2 separate regions of the Homo sapiens genome follow, and region 1 is linked to region 2. A link is an interaction called in ENCODE POLR2A ChIA-PET data of the cell type or tissue named here. Cell type or tissue: MCF 10A. All regions are shown on one strand. Each heading gives the region's core, and the rest is flanking DNA. Links, peaks and the distances in the headings are about the cores only.

Region 1 (2,923 bases), core at 182-2,681, 56 kb after region 2:
AGTTTACTCATACTAATTAACATCGTATTAATTATATGCTCCTCTCCACCTGTCCTAATTCAAGTTATACCTATTTGTGGACCTAGAAGGTAAGAGTAAAGCAGAGGGCTGATCTGCTTTTTACACAATTTCCCTTTGTCTCTTTGAATTTCATGCTTTCATACATCATCTGTGAAGGAAGCCAAGAGAGAATGAAATTCCACTTAAGTAACTGGCCAAAGGTACCACTGCCAAAATGCCCCTCTCTTTAAGATCCATGTTTTAGCAGAAACCCAAAAGATGTACAGGCATCTAAATAATCTGAAAAATGCAAACTCATGGATCTCCAACTGAAACAACTCATGGGGAATCACCCCAAGGCCTTGAAGTCACCTCGACATCCCTACGATCATGAGTAGTCTGGAGCACCTGTAATTATCTCAAGGTCCAAAAAGAAAAACGTCAGCATCCCAGTGACTCCCCTTTGAGGAATCTGCTCTTGTGCACCCCCTGATACCCTTGAACACACAGGGAGAAATAATAATCCCAGTCAGTGAGCACCCTATGACCTTTCTAATAGATACTAGAACCACCTACTCTACCCTTAACCCTCACAATTCCTTACCATAATGCCTCAGTAGTGGGGGTGGATGATTTGCCTCTTTCTAAGCCCCTTTTGGTGTCTCTTGGACTCCATCATGCCCAACACAGCTTTTTGTTAAATTTCACAATCCCTGTTAATCTATTAGCAGGGATTTACTTTCTATTTGGAATGTTAATATTTTTGTTTATCCGACGTACTAATTCCTGAAGTTCTGGAACTCCTTCCCCCTGGCCTTTATCCTCCAACAGCTCTGATAGATCACCCGTTTCCTTGCTCCCCCCATAATTCCCCAAGCCCTTGGCATCCCTCACTCAGAACATGCTCACTCACATCCATCAGTTTCTTTGGCTACAGGATCAACAGACATATTGGGGAAGTAGGGCCCTTAAAAGTAGAAATAGACTCCACCATTCCCCCTCCATGGACTATCCCAGTTTCCTTCAAAATCTGAAGCAAGTGAAGGTCTCAGATCTGTTTATTATTCAAGGATTCCTTGACAAAAGGTTCCGCATCCCTATTTGCAGTTCCTGTAACGCCTTTGTTTTCCATGTACAACACCTAAGATTAGACACTGCTATAAGAAAATGAAATGGCTGAGTGTAGTGTGATGAGTCACCCACCAGATTACTTAAGGATCTATGTCTGCTGCCTGAACCCTGAAAGCTAGGCAGTGAGTCAGTGGCCCACCCAAGGAGCAGGTATCCCTGAGAACCGAAACATCCCAGAGTATATCTGAGAGCATACCAAGGAAAACAGTCCCATTGCGCACACACAGTAGGAAAAGAGCCAGAAAATTAGCCTAAAAGCAGCTTAGAGGCCGGGCGCGGTGGCTCATGCCTGTAATCCCAGCACTTTGGGAGGCCAAGGTGGGCGGATCACGAGGTCAGGAGATCCAGACCATCCTGGCTAATACGGTGAAACCCCGTCTCTACTAAAAATACAAAAAATTAGCTGGGCGAGGTGGCGGGTGCCTGTAGTCCCAGCTACTCGGGAGGCTGAGGCAGGAGAATGGCGTGAACCTGGGAGGCGGAGCTTGCAGTGAGCCGAGATCGGGCCACTGTACTCCAGCCTGGGCGACAGAGCGAGGAGACTCCGTCTCCCAAAAAAAAAAAAAAAAAAAAAAAAAAAAGCAGCTTAGAAAGGTGACTATAGTCAATAATATTTACACATTAAATAAATGTATAAATATATATAAATAAATTTAAAATAACTAAGAGCATAACTGGATTGTTTATAACACAAAGAATAAATGCTTGAGGGGATGAATACCTCATTTTCCATGATGTGTTTATTATGTATTACATGCCAATATCAAAACATCTCATATACCCCATACACCTACTATGAGGTATATGAGTAGGTATATATCTACTACGCACCCACGAAAATTAATACAAAATTATTTTAAAGTTGGCCAGGCGTGGTGGCTCACGCCTGTAGTCCCAGCACTTTGGGAGGCCAAGGCGGGTCGATCACAAGGTCAGGAGATCGAGACCATCCTGGCTAACACGGTGAAACCCCGTCTCTACTAAAAATACAAAAAAAATTAGCCAGGTGTGGTGGCAGGCGCCTGTAATCCCAGCTACTGGGGAGGCTGAGGCAGGAGAATGGCATGAACCTGGGAGGCGGAGCTTGCAGTGAGCCGAGATAGTGCCACCATACTCCAGCCTGGGCTACAGAGCGAGACTCCGTCTCAAAAAAATAAAATTATTTTAAAGTAAAAATAAATAGATCATAAATGAAAAGCAGACAGGTGGCAGAGCAGACCTCCATGTTGTCCTGCTGCCTTGCTGCTGCCCAGGAGTACCCTGTAGGTAAGTCCCAATAAACTCATCTACTCCTCAAACTGAACTTATCTAAGTCATTCTTTGGTGTCTTGGCTCCTTCCCAGTATGGGGGAACTTGCTTCTATACTGTTCTGGCTTTTTCCCATAACAAATGGTGGTTGCTGGGAACTAGGGGGAGGAGGGCAAGTTGCAGAATAGGGAGTTGTTTAATGGGAATAGTTTCAGTTTTGCAAGACGAAGAGTTCTGGAGAATGACTGCCAACAATGTGAATGTATTTAACACTACTGAGCTGTACACTTACAAATGATTAAGATGGTAAATTTTATGTATATTTTGTCACAATTAAGAATAAAAACTTAAAAATGGGCAAAAGAGGCCGTGCACGGTGGCTCACGCCTGTAATCCCAGCACTTTGGGAGGCCAAGGCGGGCGGATCACCTGAGGTCAGGAGTTCAAGACCAGCCTGGCCAACATGGTGAAACCCCGTCTCTACTAAAAATATAAAAACTAGCTGGGCATGGTGATGGGCACCTGTAATCCCAGCTATTCAGG
Region 2 (2,923 bases), core at 333-2,832:
CCAGTTTCATTCTTCTGCATATAGTTATCTAGTTTTCTTGGCACCATTTATTGAAAAGCCTATCCTTCCCCCCATTATATGTTCTTGGTACCTTTGTTGAAGATGAGCTGGCCGTAAATGTGTGGATTTACATCTGCGTTCTCTATTCTGTCCCATTGGTCTATTCTGTCTGTTTTTATGCCAGTGTCATACTGATTTGGTTACTATAGCTTTGTAGTAAAATTTGAAGTCAGGTAGTGTAATGCCTCCAGCTTTGTTCCTTTTGCTCAGATTGCTTTGGTTATTTGGGGTCTTTTGTGGTTCCATATATGTCTTAAGATTTTTTTCTATTTCTGTAGAGAATGTAATTGGATTGCATTTAATCTGTAAATTGCTTTGAGTAGTATTATAATTTAACCAATATTAAGTATTTCAGTTCGTGAATCTGGAATATCTTTTCATTTTGTTGTGTCCCTTTCAATTTCTTTCCCAATATTTTAGTATGGTATTTCTTTATCTCTTTGCTTTTGTCTTCACAAATTTTAGCTTAGGATGCAGAATTTGGCCTTTTCAAATTCTGACTCCCAGTCCTCAAGGATTGCAAGGTATGGGTATAAAGATTTTTCTAAAAAATGAAGTTTCATTATTCCCTCTCTGCTTTTAGATAGTATAGCTTGGACTGAACTTCTGCTTTTCTCATATAATATTATTTGAGGCCACAAGTAATGTTCAATATCTTGCTATTTTTCTTGGGGCTGAGTCCAAAGATTTAACAAATCATTGGATAGCCAGTTGCATTTCTACTGTATAACAAAACTTTTCAAATATTATTTAGGGATGGGAATAATTATCTCCTCTCTGTTTTGCACCCCACACTATCTCAGCTATTTTCATATGTTAGAGCCTGTTACTTAAATTATCTGATTCTTAGGTATAAATGACTCAGGACTTTTTCCTTTGCAGATGACAGAAACCCAACTCAAAACTGCTTTAACAAAATTAAAGTGGGTGGTGGGGAGTGCAGATGTGTGTTTCAGAGGAGGGAAGATTATCTCCACATCTACAAGTACATGCTAGATTGGGCACTGATGGACAGAATCATCAGTTTATTAGTGAAGCATAACTTGTGTGAACGAGACAAGCTGGCTCAAGCATTTGAAGATGCTTTTGAGGTACTGAGGCAACATTCAACTGGAGATCTTCAAAACTTACCTGGTTTTCATCAGTGATTGTACCCATGTCAGAGGAGATTCCAACTGCTATGGAATGTTGCTTACAGAGGAATCTATTTATAATTGGAGAACTTTAATAAATAATGCTGCAGACTTCTATTTTGAAGGAACCATTCATTGATCTTTGTGGAACATAACTGAAAGCCAGCTGGTGCAGTCTGCTGTTTTCCAGCAACAGGGAGGACAAGGCGGGAAGCTTCTCTGACTGTTTGAATAACTTCACAAATCTCAGTATAATCCCAAGATGGCATCTGCATTCAGTAAGTAGATAAAACCAAAGGCAGTTTCCAGTTTGTATCAAAAAATGAAGAAAAATTTGCCAAACTTTGAGGAATAAGAAAGGGCAATAGGAAGACCATGGTCTATCAGAAAATGGCCAGGGAACTGAGGAATTATGGAAAAACTCAGGAAATCAACAAAATCTGGAGAAAGCTCATTTACCAATGAGCTTCAGTGGGGCCATTCTCTGAAGATCTCTCCATCTTGTTTCTCTGAGAAAGAGATCGTCTACTCACAGTATGTTCAACTGATCAAGAACATCTCAGTTTAAGTAATTGGAATGCAAACTAAAATTTTACATATGCCAGTTACCATGAGCTTAGTCACCATGATTGCTAAATATACTCTCCCATTTCATCATCTTTTTTGGCATTAGAAATCCCTACAAGCTTCAGGATTTTTCTCTTAAAGCAAATACTGAAGATAAAAAAATTAGCTTCATTCAGGCTATCTTTTATCAAATAGCACATAATTTATACAGACTTGGTGGGAAATTCTGCCAGTGAACAACTTTGTTGTTTCAAATCATCAAGCCCCATTTGAAAGTATGGACTAAATATCCTTGCTTTTACTATTCTCTATGCAGCCACTTTCTTCTAGGTTAACAATGCCAGTGCAGATGATTTGATTTATGTATTAATTTAAACATTTTCCTGTCTTACACTCAGGTGAAAAATCATTTGGATATATATCTGATGGCTTTACAAAAATTATTTACAAAAAGTAATTGCATATAATACAGTGTTTATGCCAAAGTATGTTTATGTCTTAAAAACTTTAGTGGAAATGTGTATTCAGGTCCCTTGCTCATTTTCTAATTGGGTTTCTTGTTTTCTTAATATTGAGTTGTTGGAGCTCCTTCTGTATTTTGGATATTAATCCCTTGTCAGATGTATGGCTTGCAGCTGTTTTCTCCCAATCTGTGAGTTGTTTCTGCATGCTGTTGGTTGTTTCATTGGCTATGCAGAAGCTTTTTAGTTTGATGTAATCTGATTTGTCTATTTTTGCTTTTGTTGCCTGTGCTTTTGGGGTCACATCCAAAAAACCGTTGCCCAGAGAGTGTCATGTAGTTTTTCCTCCCTGTGTTTTCTTCCAGTAAGTTTAGAGTTTCTGGTATTACGTTTGAATCTTTAATTCATTTTAATTTGATTTTTAGTTCTATATATGGTGTGAGATAAGGGTCCAATTTTATTGTTCTGCAGGTGGAAATTTCATTTTCCCAACACTATTTATTGAAGGGACTGTCCTCTTCCTATTGCGTATTCTGGTACCTTTGTTGAAAATCAATTGACTGTATAGTAGTAGGTTAATTTCCAAGCTCTCTATTCCACTCCATTAGTCAATGTGTCTGTCTTTTTTTTTTTTTTTTTTTCCAATACCATGTTGTTTTGATTGCTATAGATTTGTAGTATACTTTGAAATCTGGTGGTGTG

What was found. Peaks named below come from ENCODE experiments on the same cell type or tissue, not always from the same donor. Only the 100,000 strongest peaks of a DNase experiment are listed, where the experiment ranks them.
Region 1: POLR2A ChIA-PET joins it to region 2 with 5 read pairs; 3 of 35 experiments call an interaction of 5 or more read pairs at or near these places.

The regions. Positions count from the first base shown.
Region 1 is chr17:6,870,616-6,873,538 of GRCh38, reverse strand. It overlaps the pseudogene ALOX12P2. Among named protein-coding and RNA genes, the nearest start is that of TEKT1, 40 kb to the right of the region's middle. In MCF 10A, for the core only: no CTCF peak of the experiment used is centred there; DNase peaks (open chromatin) are centred at 1,278 and 2,518.
Region 2 is chr17:6,926,378-6,929,300 of GRCh38, reverse strand. It overlaps the pseudogene SPICP3. Among named protein-coding and RNA genes, the nearest start is that of ALOX12, 68 kb to the left of the region's middle. In MCF 10A, for the core only: no CTCF peak of the experiment used is centred there; a DNase peak (open chromatin) is centred at 1,840.